Linked DNA regions of Homo sapiens: region 2 is linked to region 1. Evidence: chromatin contacts called from ENCODE Hi-C or POLR2A ChIA-PET data. All regions are on one chromosome and are shown on one strand. The core of a region is the stretch at or near the end of the contact, and the rest is flanking DNA. Distances in the headings are between cores, read along the strand shown.

Region 1 (2,700 bases), core at 192-2,691:
CTCTAGTTCATTTTAGCTCAAACCTTCCTTAATTCTTCGAGTAACTTCACCAGACTATTCTTTAAGTCTTAGTAATTACAAATAGAACCTGAATGAGAAAGAAAATTCAGAATTAAAGTTGTTATCAGTAAGCCTAATTAAACAGTGCAGACAGAAAGATGGCAGTAGAATAAAGCATTCTACATTAGGAATAGGGAGAATATAATCAGTAGTTCACAGCCCCATGAATGAAGCACAGCATACAACAAAGTCTGGCTGGGATTTGGGATAAAGTGGACAATATCTGTCTGCTCTTGAGTGGTAACTAACAAACTAAACAGGGATATAGACTGTGGCCCCTATTAATGTGATACTGTACCTGAAGTAACCAACCACACTCAGCAAAACATGTCAACCAGAGACTGAATCCTCTTTTAGTGAGTCGTCTCCCTTACTGGCAGTTTTCCTACTTTCTATCTTAAAAGGGAATCCACACACTCAACACCGCAAAACGGTAAGACATCTCACCCCTATATTGTGGCTCTGGCACTTCTGGTCCGCACAAAAGCCATGGTTCTAACTAGGGTGGGATTTATGCTCCCCGTTCAGTGAAGGGCTGTGGCTGTTTGCAGGGTGCAGGCTCCCTGCGTTGACTCTCGCTTCCTGTCACACAGTGGTATCACCACCGTGACGGACCCTTGACATTAACAAGTCTTTGACTGAAAAACTGATGTGATCTGCAGCCAGTGAGGGGATGCGTGGTGGCCCTGCCGAGTACCTCGGCAGGGTCAGGAGGGTGGCACTGTGGCCAGGCACCTCCGCGGCACCGAGCGAGGTGAGCAAGCCTTTCCTGAAGTTTCCCTTCCTTCCACAACATTAACCTGCCAAGCCTCCCACCCCCACCCCGCCCTATTAGGAAAAGTCACGCCGGCAGCTCACTGAAGGGCAGGGGGACAGCTCCTGGCGCCCCACAAAAGTTGGGCTCGGCAGCTGCCACAACTTAACGCTCCTACAGGAGAGTCGGGCCGACACCGCCTCCTCCGGGGGCAAACCTGAGCTGCCAACTTTCCCACTGCCCACTCCTCTGCGCACAGCAGCCCAAACTTTGCTGTTTGCCCACCGGCCGCACCCCGGGCGAGCGGCGGCGGCGCTGACCTTCAAGCCAGCCCCGGGTCCCGCACTGGCCGCCGCCCGCCCCCCGAACCTCCCTGCCTCCCCCAGATCCCCTCTCCCTGCCTCCCTCAGCCCTCGTGGGAAGCCCGCGGTGTTGGGGGAGACGGCTGCAGCCCGACCCCGCGTGTCACGACTGCCCACGACCCTCAGGGCTCCGGAGAGCCCGGGTCCCGGCGCCTCGGCAGCCCACTCACCATTGGTGAAGGGCTCCATTTTCCCCCCGCCGCGGCTCCTTACAGCCGGAGCGCCCGAGCTTCCTACTCCGAGAGCTGAGGCGGCCCAGCTGACTGAGCATGCCCAGCGCGGCCTCCAAGGGCTGCCAGGGAGGTGCCGCGAGGGGCGGCGCCGCTCCGCCGTTCCGGGTTTTCGTGGCAGCTGCAGAAAGAGCGAGGGAAGCAAGAGGGAAAAGCACAGTCAAACCCCCTGCTGCTCCGTGGACAGGCGAGGTGGGAGCGGGTTCGCGCTGGGGGCGGGGCCTAGGCGGGGCCGGGAAAGCCCAGCCCCTACCTGAAGTGGACCCGGCTGCGGCGCTCTCCCCGGCCGGGAACGGTGTTCAGTCACTCAACAAATGTGGAGCCCTACTGCGACCCGCCCGATCCCGGACGCCGAGACACCCGCACTGCGCCAGAAAATCATGGTCCCAGTCCCAGGAGCGGACATTCCAGAAACAGACCATAAATAAACACAGAAGACACACGAGTGTAAAGTCAGTGCCCCGCTGCGAATTAAATCGGGGTGATGTGATGGCGAGTGAGTGGGTAGTTAATTCGGATGGCTTGGTTAGACGAGGCCTCGCTGAGCAGGTGCCACTGAAGCCGAAGTCTGAAGGCAGAGCAGGAACCTGCGGGCGAAGGTCGCTATCTGAACCGCGAATCGCTGGTTTCCCTGGGGAGGTTGGCCGCGGAGGGATCACTGCTCGAAGGACCGAGGGAGCGGGCGCTGTAGGTGTTTTCGGCAGAGATGCCCGCCCGCATCAGAGTGCCTCAGGAGGGCGGTGAGGAGGAGACGGAAGAGAGGGCGGGGACCTCGCAGGGCCGAGGGCGCCCTGGGGTCCAGTCCCGGGGCTGGCGGCTGCCTTGCGGCCTCTAGGTGCGGGCGGATAACAAAACCCGGCGCCGGATCGCCCGGCCCGGGTCGCGGGCGCCGCAGGATGTGGGCAGAAGGCCCGCCTGTTCCGAGCCTTAAATCAACACCTGCGGTTCCCGGGGGTGCTACCACTGGGGCCCGCAGCAAGGCTCCGCGGCGCTAGGCCCGAGAAACCGAAACTCCCCTAGTCGCCCCTGCCCCCCAGCACTCGCGCCATTGCCTCCAGCCCCGAGCCACCATTGTTTCCAGTGCCAAATCGGGCAGCCCCGCTAGCCTCCGAGGCCGAACCGCCAGGGGCCCCATAAGCCCCGAGGAGGCTCGTCGGGAACCGCTTCCTTATCCTCTCGGTATGCGCATCGCCACCACCCTCGCTGCAGAGGCCGCCGCCCTCCCAGCGCGCCATCACCGCCTCCTCTGCCTCTTCCCCTCCCTCAGCCCCGGCCCCTGCATTGACTTGGCTCG
Region 2 (2,700 bases), core at 141-2,640, 140 kb before region 1:
GGGAAGGAAGTAATACCTGAGCCGAGTCTTGAAAGATAAACAGGAACTTTCAAGATAGACTGTTGGGTGGGGCAGGTTAAGAAAAGTGTACCAATGGGAACAACTGTGCAAAGACATGGAGTTGGAAGACAGCATGGAGCTTCAGGAAATAACAAATATTTCAGGGGTGCTGGCTCATGCATCTCTGCTCTACAAAATGGGAGCCCATGAAAACAAAAATCTCCATCTCCTAGCTCAGTACCTAATCCATTATCAGTACTTCACAGCACAGGATAGGTGTTTCAGAAATACTGGTTGAATGAAATAAATGAATAGGTGAATGAAAATATTTAATATTTGCTGCTAAACTAGAGGAAGATCATTGGTCATGTACTGGTTAGGCTGAGTGGCTTAAACAACAGAAATTTATTTTCTCAAAGTTCTGGAGGTGGGGAAGTCTAAGATGAAGGTGCCAGTAGATTTGGGTTTTAGTGAGGGCTCTCTTCCTGGCTTGCAAATGGTCACCTTCTAGGTGGAGAGAGGAAGCTCCGGCGTCTCTTGCTCTTCTTATAAGGGCAAGTAATCCCACCATGGAAGCTCCATGCTCATGCCCTCAGCTCAATCTAATTTACCCCTCAAAAGGCCTACCTCCTCATAGCATAACATTGAGTGTAGGGCTTCAACATATGGATTTTGAGGGGACACAAACATTCAGTCCATGATAGAGACTTAATCGCCTTGTCTAAATTCAAGATACTCTATCTCCTTAGTCGTATATGTAGGATTAGGCTTTTTTCTTTTTTTTTTTTTGAGACAGAGTCTTGCTCTGTCACCCAGGCTGGAGTGCAGTGGCTCGGTCTCGGCTCACTGCAAGCTCCGCCTCCGGGGTTCACGCCATTCTCCTGCCTCAGCCTCCGGAGTAGCTGGGACTACAGGCGCCCGCCACCACGCCCGGGGCATTTTTTGTATTTTCAGTAGAGACGGGGTTTCACCGTGTTAGCCAGGATGGTCTCCATCTCCTGACCTCGTGATCCGCCCACCTCAGCCTCCCAAAGTGCTGGGATTACAGGCGTGAGCCACGCGCGCCCGCCTAGGGTTAGGCTTTATATTCTGTACCTCACTCCAGATACCACATCTTGGGGATAAAAATAATATCACAATGACCACAACAGTATCATTCTCTGGCTCTGTCCTTCACTTCCCACTTCTAGAAGTTCCAACTCTCTCGAATTTCTCCCGCACTTAAGATACCCCCAGGGCACAGCTCACACTTGCTCACAGGCGAATTCCTTCTTACCTTCTGGCATCTGCCATTATCTCTTCTCCTGCTCTTTTGTGCTGTGTCTGATGAATTCTGTGGCTGCTGATACCAAAAGCATCAATAGTCCCTCAAAGATGGTCAAGATGAAATGGGAGAGTTTCCTAACCCCCTTCACAGGATGTGTGACAGGGGTGTGGCTCATCTGTTCAGCCTCTGTGCACTCAAACCCCTTACTGGAGGGGGAGCATGCAGACGGGCAGGTGCAGGAGGCGGGGCAAACACTTTTGGGCTCCAGCCCCATGGTAGTAGCATCCAGGGTGGGTGCCTGCAACTCCCAAAGCCCCAGTGGGCATGTTACAGTGCTCTTTTAGCTCTGCCGTCCACAGACAGCTCAAGTGTTATCCAGCCCAGTGCCCTCTTGGTACCTGGATGCTGGGTTCTTGTCCAGCATCCAGGAAGAATCAGGTCACACAGGCAAATTGAAGGATAGTGAATGCAAGAGATTTTATTGCCAGATGGAGGTGGCTCTCAGTGGAATGGCTGGGGAGTGGGGAAGCGAATGGAGTAGGAAGATGTTCCTCCCCTGGAGTTGGGTCGTCCTGCGGCCAATCTCCTCTCCGACTGTCCCCAGCCAAACTCCTCTCAACATTCAGATGCTGCTTCTCTTCCCTCTTTCTCTACCACGCTGCTCGGCCACACTGCTATTCTTCTGTTCCTCTGCTCTTCTATTCGTCTGCTTTTCTGCTCATGGAGCCTGCAATTTGGGGTTTATATTGGTACAAGATGGGGGGTGGACATGGTGGGCCAAAAGGCAACATTTGGGTGCAAAAACAAGAATGCCTATTCCCATTTAAAGTCATGGGTTTCCAGGCTTGAGGGTGGGGCCTTTGGGAGGGAACCTCCCTCTTCTACCCGGTATTTCCCTGCCTCCTGTCTGTATAAATGCCACCACTGGTGGCCAAGCCTGCCAAAATCGCAGCTGCTCCTGCCATTGCCAGGAAACTAAGACCATCAAGGGATGAGGTCTACTCCCACATCTTCTCAATTCAGGATGAGGTTTGCCCACTTTCCTGTTCAGGCAGTAGCCCCAGAGCTGCTGTCTGACACTCAGGCTGCAAAGCTGTGCTGACCTAAGCTCTAGCTGCCTTAGCAGATATCCAGGAAACAGCTTCTCTGGTTTTTACGGAATGTTTTTTGAAGTCTTTCTCCCAAGGACATGAGTCCACAAGGGCTGAGTATTAAACTTCTCCCTCTTTAACACTGATCTGTTGACTTTGGACCAAAGCTCCATACTAACATGCCTTTTCCACTACAGAAGACACTCGTTTTCCCTCCCAAATCCCCCAGATGGTGACTGAATGTCGGTGCAAACTTAACTTTGGCTCAAGTTGGGATTCCCGCTTTGAGGTGAAACTCCCACAGGCACAATACAAACTTCTTTTGTGCCTCTTTTCTACTCC

What was found. Hi-C counts contacts between places; a loop is a spot of excess contacts on that map. ChIA-PET counts read pairs that join two places held with the same protein, here RNA polymerase II (POLR2A). Pooled maps may share reads with other maps.
Region 2: a loop to region 1 is called in a pooled map, with 5 times the contacts of the local background. The contact joins the promoter of LIX1-AS1 here to the promoter of LNPEP in region 1. A Hi-C loop is called at or near these places in 1 of 50 pooled maps. POLR2A ChIA-PET finds 5 or more read pairs at or near these places in 2 of 52 experiments (HEK293 and activated B cell).

Annotation. Positions count from the first base shown.
Region 1 is chr5:96,934,821-96,937,520 of GRCh38, reverse strand. It overlaps LNPEP (leucyl and cystinyl aminopeptidase), which reads right to left and starts at 1,441. Exons shown (of 18, transcript NM_005575.3): 1 at 1,347-1,441. The coding sequence starts at 1,365. It overlaps LOC124901030, which reads left to right and starts at 1,446. Exons shown (of 1, transcript XM_047417984.1): 1 at 1,446-2,700. The coding sequence starts at 1,446. The coding sequence ends at 2,150. It also overlaps a transcript of ERAP1 not described here. RefSeq lists silencers at 908-987, 1,118-1,187, 2,128-2,197, 2,638-2,700 and enhancers at 1,778-2,087, 2,388-2,527.
Region 2 is chr5:97,072,415-97,075,114 of GRCh38, reverse strand. LIX1-AS1 (LIX1 and RIOK2 antisense RNA 1) reads right to left here and starts at 1,390. Exons shown (of 8, transcript NR_187470.1): 1 at 1,277-1,390.